Regions from separate parts of the Homo sapiens genome. Here regions 2 and 3 are each linked to region 1. Evidence: chromatin contacts called from ENCODE Hi-C or POLR2A ChIA-PET data. All regions are on one chromosome and are shown on one strand. The core of a region is the stretch at or near the end of the contact, and the rest is flanking DNA. Distances in the headings are between cores, read along the strand shown.

Region 1 (3,590 bases), core at 664-3,163:
AGAATATTTTCCGTGCCCTTGAAAGAATCCATTAGCCATTATACCCTATTCCCCCGTCTCCTCCAGTCCTAGGCAACCTCCAGTCCATTTTCCGTCTCCATAGGTTTGCCTGTTCTAAACACTTTCGAGAAAGGGATACAATATGTAGTCTTTTATGACTGGCTTCTTTCACTTAACACAATGTTTTTAAAGTTCATTTTTATGGCGTGCATCAGTACTTCATCCCTTTTTATTGCCAAATAATAGTCCATTGTATGGCTATACCACACCTCATTTATCCATTCATCTGTTGATAGATATTTGGGTTGCTTCTGCTTTTTGGCTATTGTAGATAATGCTGATGTGAACATGATTGATATACAAGGTTTCATGTGGCCATAAGTTTTCATTTCTCTTTGGCATATACCTAGGAGTGGAGCTGCTGAGTCATGTGGTGACTATGTTTAGCCTTTGGAGGAATGGCCAGACTGTTCTCCAAAGCAGCTTGCACCATTTTACATTCCCACCAGCAATGTACGAGGGTTCCAGTTTCTCCACATTCTCATCAACACTTGCTATTATTTGTCTTTTATTTTAGCCATCCTGATGGGTGTACAGTAGTATCTTGTGGTTTGGATTTGCATTTTCCTGATAGCTAAGGATGCTGGGTATTATCTGTCATTTTAAACATCCATTCCCCTCAGGCCAGTGATCCCTTCTGAGATTTGACAGATGTGTTTAGCACTGGTGTCCCCTCCTTGTGAGATCACTGTGACTACAGACTTACAAGCTTGGGGACTATCGAGAATGACTGGGCGTTGGTTGGGTCCTCAGGGCTCCAGAGCCATGGTCCTTTTGAAGAGCCTGAATCAAGGTATGGGGCTCTGGAGAGTTCTGTGTGTGCTTGTCACAGGGGTCTTGTTTATTCAAGAGAGCCAACAGCCTTTCATGACCCCTTGTTCCTCTTCCTCTCCCAGGAGGTCCAGATGGTTCCTGTGACTCCAGCTTCAGTAGCGGCATCAGTGTCTTCACTGCAGCCAGGTAAGTGGCTTGTTTCAGCCAGAAGGTTTGTGGAAAGCGAGCGGCCTAGATCTTTCCTGGATGCGGGAGACTACAGCAATGACCCAAGGCAAATTCTACTCGCGGCTGCTGCTTTTGGGACACCCTCGTACACAAAAGAGTTAATTGATGAAGGAATCTGAAGGACACTGAGCAAGCCCACCCCACCCAGGCTTGATGGATAGATAGGGCGGATTAGAAGCCACTGGGGGCCAGACATGGTGGCTTATGCCTCTAATCCCAGCACTTGGGGAGGCCAAGGCAGGCACATCGCTTGAGCTCAGGAGTTTAAGACCAGTCTGGGCAACATGGCGAGACCCTGTTTTTACTGAAAATACAAAAAATTATCTGGGCCTGGTGGCGTGTGCCTGTAGTCCCAGCTACTTGGGGAGGCTGAGGTGGGAGGATCACTTGAGCCAGAGGTTGAAGTGAGCTGAGATCACACCACTGCACTCTAGCCTGGATAACAGAGTGAGACCATGTCTTAAAAAAAAAAAAAAGGAATGAAAGAAAATGGATTGTTCTTACTTATTTTTAAATATTAAAAAAAAATTAAGCTATTGGAGGTCAGTAAACGCAAGTTATAATAATAAAAGTACAGCTAATACATGGTGACTGCAGTGAGACACAGTTGCCTTGACTCATCGCTGTCTGTTTGTCCAGGATGATGGGGGGCCAACAAGACCCACAAGGGGAAGTCTGTTCAAGGACAGCCTGAGCATGGGCAGTCATTAATCATGTCCAAGATTAAGGATAAATCACCGGCCCCAGGAGCTGTTGTCTCCTGTGCGCCCAGGTCAGCTGTAATGGCGCAGTCTTCCACATGGGGGCAGTGCAGACCAGGCAGCAAAATAATTCTCTTCCTTGGGGCTCCCTCCATACTCCCTGCAAGGTGAAGGGACTCCCCGCGGAAGGTACTGTAACGGTTCTGCCCTGGTCTGAGTCCCCTGGACTTGCCCCATGTCACTTTTTCTTTGGGTGACCTTGGCATCTCTGGGGCTAGAGTGGATGGTGGGTCTCATACAGGGGTTTCTTTCCCCTGAACTTGACAGTGAACCTGGGCCCTGGGAGAGCCAATCACTCATGAAGAGAAAGTGTGCACTCTACCCCAAGAGGCTCTTCCCCCCAGACCCCTAGCTAGGGTTCTTCCCTCATCGATGTCATTTGTGAACTTATCCTCATCCCTCAGCACCCTGAGCATGTTTTCCAAGCACGCAGGTGCAGCCGTTTATGAAATGTACCACTAGGAGTCCCCTACGTTGATGGAGGAGATCAGCGAATGTTGCCATTCTCTCCTTTTCACATAGCTGCCACGCGTTCCAGTGCACCTGCCTGTGCTCACCCCTGTAGGCTCCAAGATAAGAGCTGGCCCCTGAATGTGTCCCTGACCTTCATTCATTTACTCCAGTGGTGAGGCAGAGAAGTAGCCAGGAAGTTACTGGAAAGAGGAGTGATTGATGTGAGGGGTGAAGTTACCAGAAAGGGAGGGCCATGGTGCCTGAGCCCAGGCAATGAGAAGACTGGCTGGGAATAACAGCTAATGCCAGTCAACATAGCCAGGCTTCCAGGGCCCCAGCGCAGTGCTAAACCTTTACGTCGGATCCTTCAGCTTTGTCTGAGTCTCGTGGGGTCAGTAGTATTACTTTCATGGCAGGGACGAGAAGGGAGGAAGAACGGGGCTGCTCTGTGGACAGTGGATCTAGGAGGGGCCCGGTGGATGCAGACCCGCTAGGGAGCTGTCACCGTTGTCCCCATCAGAGGGGATGGGGGCTCAGGCTGGGGAGGAGCAGCATGTGGAGAAAGTTGGGTGGGTTTGAGCTCTGTGTTGAGAACCACAGGACTCACTGATGGGTGGGATGGGGTAGGCAGGAGAGAGGTGAGGGAAAGACTGCCTTCTAGAAATTTGGTGTGAGCCAGACCCCCGCTATCCTAGTGTCATTTGCACACCAGGGCTGGAAGGAGGAGCAGGTGTGGGTGGGGTGGTCAAGAGCTCGTTCCAGGTGGCTCTGAGCATCCCAGGAGAAAGGGGGAGGCAGACTCAGGTACTGGGTCCTGGAACTCGGGGAACGGTCTGGACAGACATGCGAGGACTTGTGTATCCTGCAGAGGGCTTAGCTTTTGCGCTGGAGGCTGTGGAGACAGTGTCACAAGTGGGAATGGCAGGATCTGATCTGGGATTTAAAAGCCTCCCTCTGGCAGCCAAAAGCCTGTTGTAGACTTGTCTCTGTAATCTGGGCTATGGGGATTGAGGGGGAGGTCGGGGAGGTCTAGGAGAAGGCAGAGGTAGGCTTAAGCCATGGGCTGCAGAGGGGCACCGCTGTCCGCTGCCTCGCTGGGGAGACTGTGCTACTGTCGGCTGGGATGAGCCTACAGGAGCCCTCAGTTCTTGTGCCAAGGCCAGGAAGTGCTAGACTGGACGAGGGTTTTGGTTTATACTTGTCATTCAGGAGCCAATGCCAAATCCTACCTAAAATCCAAACCATCCTACCTAAAAAACCAAACAAGAACAAATGATCTAGTGCTTCCTGACTTTTGGTGACAGAGATCCCCAC
Region 2 (3,590 bases), core at 331-2,830, 320 kb after region 1:
GAGAAACAGGGTCCGGCTCTGTCACCAGAGGGCGGAACGCAGTGATGTGATCACAGCTCACTGCAGCCTCAAACTCCCGGGCTCCAGCGATCCTCCCATCCCAGCCTCCCAAGTAGCTGGGACTATGCATGAGTCCTGCTAGTTTTTTATTTTTTGTTGAGATGGGGCCTCCCTTTGTTGCCCAGGCTGACCTACAACTCCCGGACTCAAGTAATCCTCCCGCCTTGGCCTTCCTAAGTGTTGGGATTACAGGTGTAAGCCACCATGCCTGGCTTTTTTTTTTTTTGAGACAGTCTCCCTCTGTCGTCAGGCTGGAGTGCAATGGCGCGATCTCGGCTCACTGCAATCTCCGCCTCCCAGGTTAAAGTGATTCTCCTGCCTCAGCCTCCCAAGTAGCTGGGATTACAGACGTGCACCACCACGCCCAGCTAATTTTTGTATTATTAGTAGAGAGGGGGTTTTGCCATGTTGGCCACGCTGGTCTCAAACTCCTGACCATAGGTGATCTACCTGCTTCCGCCTCCCACAGTGCTGGGATTACAGGCGTGAGCCACCTCGCCCGGCCTTTTTTTTTTTTTTAATTAATAGTTTGCTGGAGTTACACAATCTCAAGAGGTCCTGAGAAAGTGTGCCCTAAGGCCCTAAGGTTCTTTTGTTGTTGTTGTTGTTGGTTTGTTTTGTTTTGTTTTTGAGACGTAGTCTCGCTCTGTCGCCCAGGGTGGAGTGCAGTGGCGTGATCTTGGCTCACTGCAACCTCCATCTCCTGAGTTCAAGCGATTCCCTCGCCTCAGCCTCCCAAGTAGCTGGGATTACAGGCATGAGCCTTGGCGCCCAGCCTCTACCCACTTTCAATACAGCCTCATCTGCTGAGATCAAGTTGAAATATTTTTTAGTGTCCTCAGCCCCACGCTGTCCAAGACTGGGATAGGGTTGGGGAGCCAGAGATAGAATAAAGTACTAAGAACTCTTCATATGAACCTTTTGAAGACAGGTGGGTCAGGGACTGCACATTTTAGAACTTTAAAGAGGAAAAAAAGGCTCACGGAGGACTCTGACTTGCTGCCTTCTAAATAACAGACCGAAAGAAGTTACTTGGGAGTAAAATCGTTTTGTAAATTACCCAAGAGCACATCATTGAGATTTGTGCATAATACTGAGCCCTGGCCGGGTAAACTGAGAGAGGAGAAGCGGCCTCAAAGTAAAATCAGAGCAGCGCCGGCATCCAGGGCCCCACCTGCCTCAGGGTGAGGATCCTCTGAGGCCCGCATCCCTCCCGGTCCCAGCTGCCAGCAGGTCCGGCCGCACCAGCCGGGTCGCGGGGCTCCCCTTGGAAGACCCAGGCCAAATGGACGCGGGAGCGTAGAAACACCTGTGGGCTCCCGGGGCACCGCAGAGCTCCCGGGGACTCTTCCCTGTCAGGACCCGGGCGGCCCGCGGGTCGACTCGGTGCTCCCAGTCAGGGAGGGTGCACCGGAAAGCTGAGGGGGCGCAAGGGGCGCAAGGGGCGCAAGGGGCGCTGCGGCGACCCTCGCGGACTGACGTACCTGCCGTCGCCCGGCGCTCGGCGGAGCGGGCTCTTTAACGCGAGGCTGCGCGACCCTCGCGGTGCACTCCGGGAAGTGTAGTTTCACCTCCGCGCCCCCCCAAGGCCGAGCCCCCGTCCGGCAAAAAACACGGTCGGAGCCACCGCATAGGCCAGCGTGGGTGGCCGGGGCAGCGCTTTCCTGAAGGGCAGCGGGGCTGCAATCCAGAAGGGAGATGGGAAGGGGGCCGCTCCAGGACCCACGAAACTACAACTCCCAGAGGACCGAAGCGCCTTAAAGACAGAGGCCCGTTTTCTGGGACTCCGGGATCCAGGTTAATAGGTTAATGTGTAGCTTTTTTGTTTGTTTTCTCGTTTGGGTTTTTTTTTTTTTTTTTTTTTAACACCTTCTGGACGGCACCAGGAGCTTCCGCTTTCCTCTGGAGAAAAATCCACTGATGGAGGAAAAAAAAAAATCACGCTTTGCCCAAGCGGAAGCAGCTGCCATTCGATTTGCAGTTGGAAAGGTTTGCGCTGGTTTCATCACGTGGATCCTTTGGGAAGAAACTTTCCAACTCCGTAATGGGGAGGGGATCTGCGGACCTTTTGGGAAAGTTGTGAATGGCAGCATTGATTGTCATAGATGACAATTGGAAATACTCTGAGTGTCTCTCTCTAGGTTACTATGTGAAAGGAAAATAAATCTCAGGACCCCAAAGTCACTAAGTCAAAGGGAAAAGTCAAGCTGAGAACTGCATCAGGGAAACCTACCTCCCATTTTATTCTTAAACAAGATAACTACAAAGATAAAAAAGCTAGATATGGCCTGGCCCTCACAACTTGCCCACTAGGAAATTCCTTGTGTGCCCCCAAATCTGTACCCTAAAACAGTTGTGTGGAATTTCAGTGACAATGTAAATTTATAGCTTATCTTCACAGGTGCTGGGCTTTGACAGCACTGAAAGTCATCTCTCAGCTCACCTGAGACAAATGCATATCTCATTGCTTCCTCTGCCCTATGTTTATTTTTTCTTATGTAAAAATGCATATTCACTGAGCTAGATGAATGCATAAGTGACTAGTCCTCTATCCCCCTCTAACATGTGAAAGGCTTATCAAAGACTCAGAAGAATGCAGCCATTTGCCTCTTACCTACCCATGCCTTTTAAAAATTTCCTCTTTCAGGCCAGGCACGGTGGCTCGCACCTGTAGTCCCAGCCCTTTGGTGAGGCCGAGGCGGGTGGATCATGAGGTCGGGAGTTGAAGACCAGCCTGGCCAATATGGTGAAACCCCGTCTACTAAAAATACAAAAATTAGCTGAGCGTGGTGGCGCGCACCTGTAGTCCCAGCAGCTTGGGAGGCTGAGGAAGGAGAATCGCTTGAACCCGGGAGGCAGAGGTTGCAGTGAGCTGAGATTGCACCACTGCACTCCAGCCTGGGCAACACAGTGAGGCCCTGTCTAAAAAAAAAAAAAAAATTCCTCTTTCCCCAATATCTGACCTTTCCCCTTTAAATATTGAAGCCCTCAAAATCATCTTTGGAGAAAGGTACAGACCTGTCTCCCAGGTGCACACATTCTTAACTTTGGCAAAATAAACTTGTAAATTGATTGAGACCAGTATCTGGTGCTTTTTGGTTTACAACTGGAAAACTAAACTAGGCACATCCATGCAAGACAGATGCTCTATATGTTCAGTAGGGAGTGATGTTCAGGACATCATGTTAAGGGAAAAGCAGCAAGTTGTAGAGCAATATGTATGGGAAGCCCCTCAAATAAAAAATAATGTTTATGGACAGATAGTGTGTGGATACACAGGAACAGGGCTGGAAGCGAACGCATGCTAGGGAGAGACTGCTAAGCATGGGGACAAGCGGGGAGAACTTGAGCTTTATCTGTATTGTTTGAATTTTTCTTACAAGAATGTACTTTCCAAATCTGTTGTTAATAAGGAGCCTAAAGCTGGGCACAGGTGCTCACGCCTGTAATCCCAACACTTTGGGAGGCCAAGGTGGGAGGATGGCTTGAGCTTGGGAGTTTGAGACCAGCCTGGGCAACATAGCAAGACC
Region 3 (3,590 bases), core at 553-3,052, 260 kb after region 1:
TCTATGGTACTTTTTTTATCAGTATACTTTGACATCTGGGACCTAGAAATGGCTTCTACCTTTAATCCAGTAAAAGTCCCTTCTGCAGTACCCAGGTTTTGTCGTGCTTGAGAAAGCACTGTTAATGATAACATGCCAGGCATAATGGCTCACGCCTGTAATTCCAACACTTTGGGATGCTGAGGCAAGAGGATTGCTTGAGGCCAGGAGTTCCAGACCAGTCTGGGCAACATAGCAGGACCCCATCTCTACAGAAATTTTTAAAAAATTAGCCGGGCATGGTGGCTCTCGCCTATAGTTCCAGCTACTCAGGAGGCTGAGGTGAGAGGATCACTTGAGTCCAGGAGTTCAAGGCCACAGTGAACTATGACTGTGGCTCCCTTGTACTCCAGCCTGAGCAACAGAGTGAGTTTCTGTCTTATTTTAAAAAATAATAGAAAGTTACCCTTTGAGAAGATTGTTGAAACTGGGGACTCTCTCCCTTGGCTAATGGCAGTCCATATTTTCCAAGAGAAGAAAATAATGGAAGAGGAGCTACACCATGCTCACTTTCCTTGTCCTGCCTGAGGCTCAGACTGTCCCTCAAGGGAGTTTCCTCTGTGCTGCCTGGGCTTCCAGACATCAAGGGAAATGTGAAAAAAAAGAAAGTCAATGGGAGGATTTTTGGAAAACTGAGATATACCTGGTATGAGGGTGACCTTTCTGAGGAATGTGTGTGGGTTTTCTCCTTTTTTAGGTGGCCAGTAAAGCTGAGGAGAATCTGCTCATGGTGCTGGGGACAGACATGAGTGATCGGAGAGCTGCAGTCATCTTTGCAGATACACTTACTCTTCTGTTTGAAGGTGAGCCTCTTTCTCCGCTCTAGAGAGACTGGAGACTGTATATGACACCTGCATCCTAGCCTTTCTTCTCACCCTTCTAGCCTGATGACTTTAATTTAATCATGTAGTTTATTGTGTATTAATTGATTGGAGAATTAAATAACTTCCAGATTCAGTGCCTGATTAGCAAAGATTAGAGTCTCTCCAGTGTTTTGATCCTACCTAACCCTCAAACCCCAAACTCTGTACGAATAAATTTAACCCTAAAATAAATTACTGGAAAGCGAGTGATGCTGATTTCCAAAGATGCTGCTGTAGAAAACAGTATCAATGTAACTTACCAAATGCCTGCTGGTGTACCAAGCACTGTACATATTTAACATATTTGCCTAGCAACCCCTAGCATTGACTAGGCCTATTTGTGTTCATTTTAGAAAGTGAAGCAGCCAAAAGGATTGAGCTAGACCTTCGGTTAGTCCTGGATGGGAGCAAGTTTATTTTGTAGGAAGAATACTTGGAATATAACCCTATTGCTTCCTCCCTTCTAGGGATTGCCCGCATTGTGGAGACCCACCAGCCAATAGTGGAGACCTATTATGGGCCAGGGAGACTCTATACCCTGATCAAATATCTGCAGGTGGAATGTGACAGACAGGTGGAGAAGGTGGTAGACAAGTTCATCAAGCAAAGGGACTACCACCAGCAGGTGAGCAGGGGAAGCTACAGGTAGGGTTTGGTAGCAGCTTTAGCGAGGAACACTGAGTAGAATAAATTGTAGGGTTTGAAAAAGTGAAAAAAAAGGTGCAGACAGGAGAAAAATAAATGCTAAGCGCACACTGGCCTGCATCTTGCCCATTGACAGCTTACTTTGGACTTGAGGTGTTGTCGAGATGATGATGGCCTCAGTTCAAGACCAAAACGGAAATAAAAAGAGCTTCCTGAAAAGAACACAGCAGAAGTAGTAAACCAGTTCTCTATCACAAAATGTGCAACAGTGCCCTCTAATGATATAATGACAATTCTATTTCTTGAGGTCCTATTAAGTGTCCAAGTAATTGTCTCCAATTTCCCCTTCATTCCTAAGATGTTAAAGATAACGTTTGCTTTTTCAGAACTTTGTTTTTTCCTTCTTTTGAGCAGAGAAAGTAAAAGTACGACATAGAAATAGGAGTGGCCTCATACAATTGTATTTCTAGAACTCCAGACTAGGAGACTATAAACAGTAGTCTATTGGAACACCATTAGCATGACTTTTAAGCACAGTAATAGAGGTGAGTATTATTAGCATCCAACCCAAAAACAAATCTTTGGCCTGTCATCCTGAAAGCCCACTGCTGGCTTGAAGGGAAGGTAAACCTGGTAAACAAACTAAATCTAAATGTTCTTGTATGCCAAAAGTTTGGAGTGACCAGCAAGAGGCCAATAGATGTGGGGGTGGGGAAGAATATTCTCATTCCTGTGGTATGTTGCAGTTCCGGCATGTTCAGAACAACCTGATGAGAAATTCTACAACAGAAAAAATCGAACCAAGGTAATAATCCTTCTCTCTTCTTCAGCCCACAGGAGTTTGAATTGGTAATCATGTAATATAATTCAGACTACTCTGTTACAATGTGGTCTATGTTTTTAAAATATTTTATCAATTACTCTTATTTTTCAGTGCAATGTATCATATGAACAAAAGTATATATAAATAAATTGTGTAATCAGTCATAATCAGCCGGGCGCGGTGGCTCACACCTGTAATCCCAGCACTTTGGGAGACCAAGGCAGGCGGATCACAAGGTCGGGAGTTCGAGACCAGCCTGGCCAATATGGTGAAACCCCGTCTCTACTAAAAATACAAAAATTAGCTGGGCATGGTGGTGCGTGCCTGTAGTCCCAGCTACTCGGGAGGCTGAGGCAGGAGAATCACTTCAACCCAGGAGGCGGAGGTTGCAGTGAGCCAAGATTGCACCACTGCACTCCAGCCTGGGTTACAGAGCGAGACTCTGTCTCAAAAAATAAATAAATAATAAATTATAATCAGTACAATCACGTGTCATTTAATGACTGGAATACTTTTTTTTTTTTTTGAGACAGAGTCTCACTCTGTCACCCACGCTGGAGTGCAGTAGCATTATCTTGGCTCACTACAGCCCCTGCCTCCCAGGTTCAAGCGATTCTCCTCCCTCAGCCTCCCAAGTAGCTGGAACTACAGGCGTGCACCACCATTCCCAGCTAATTTTTTATAATTTTAGTAGAGACAGGGTTTTGCCATGATGGCCAGGTTAGTCTCGAACTCCTGACCTTAAGTGATCCGCCCACCTCAGCCTCCCAAAATGCTGAGATTATAGGCATGAGCCACCATACCCTGCCAACAACTGGAGTACATTCTGAGAAATACATCATTAGACGATTTCCATTGTGTCAACATCGTAGGGTGTACTTAGCCTACTACACACCTAGGCTATATGATACAAACTATTACTCCTAGGGTATAAACCTGCATGGCATATTACTATACTGAATACCATAGACAATTATAACACGATGGTAAGTACTTGTATATCTAAACATATCTAAACATAGAAGAGGTACAGTATTATGTACTGTACCATAGAAACATAGAAAAGGTATAATATTATGGGAACCCTCTTGTGTATACCGATACAGTTTTTTTTTGTTGTTGTTTTGGGGTTTTTTTGCTTTTTTGAGATAGGGTCTTATTTTGTTGCCCAGGCCAGACTGCAGTACGGTGGTATGATCCTGGCTCACTGCAGCCTTGAC

Evidence for each region. A loop is a pair of places that touch in the nucleus more often than their neighbours do. ChIA-PET counts read pairs that join two places held with the same protein, here RNA polymerase II (POLR2A). Pooled maps may share reads with other maps.
Region 2: a loop to region 1 is called in a pooled map, with 2.7 times the contacts of the local background. The contact joins the promoter of FCSK here to the enhancer-like site in region 1. A Hi-C loop is called at or near these places in 1 of 50 pooled maps. POLR2A ChIA-PET finds 5 or more read pairs at or near these places in 4 of 52 experiments (AG04450, HCT116, HEK293 and 1 more).
Region 3: a loop to region 1 is called in a map of naive thymus-derived CD4-positive, alpha-beta T cell, with 11 times the contacts of the local background. The contact joins two enhancer-like sites. A Hi-C loop is called at or near these places in 1 of 168 maps with a recorded cell type or tissue (naive thymus-derived CD4-positive, alpha-beta T cell), 1 of 37 single-sample maps with no recorded cell type and 9 of 50 pooled maps.

Annotation. Positions count from the first base shown.
Region 1 is chr16:70,769,539-70,773,128 of GRCh38, reverse strand. It overlaps VAC14 (VAC14 component of PIKFYVE complex), which reads left to right. Exons shown (of 19, transcript NM_018052.5): 10 at 957-1,020. VAC14-AS1 (VAC14 antisense RNA 1) reads right to left here. Exons shown (of 6, transcript NR_034083.3): 6 at 1-1,521. Among named protein-coding and RNA genes, the nearest start is that of TRG-GCC3-1, 6.9 kb to the left of the region's middle. Within about 2 kb of position 1,913, at least 2 of the 41 ENCODE cell types and tissues checked have a DNase peak (open chromatin) inside an H3K27ac peak, as active enhancers do.
Region 2 is chr16:70,452,585-70,456,174 of GRCh38, reverse strand. FCSK (fucose kinase) reads right to left here and starts at 1,580. Exons shown (of 24, transcript NM_145059.3): 1 at 1,545-1,580. LOC124903708 (a long non-coding RNA gene) reads left to right here and starts at 1,639. Exons shown (of 2, transcript XR_007065104.1): 1 at 1,639-1,857; 2 at 2,708-3,138.
Region 3 is chr16:70,507,168-70,510,757 of GRCh38, reverse strand. It overlaps COG4 (component of oligomeric golgi complex 4), which reads left to right. Exons shown (of 19, transcript NM_015386.3): 6 at 737-842; 7 at 1,370-1,527; 8 at 2,294-2,352. Among named protein-coding and RNA genes, the nearest start is that of COG4, 15 kb to the left of the region's middle. Within about 2 kb of position 1,802, at least 2 of the 41 ENCODE cell types and tissues checked have a DNase peak (open chromatin) inside an H3K27ac peak, as active enhancers do.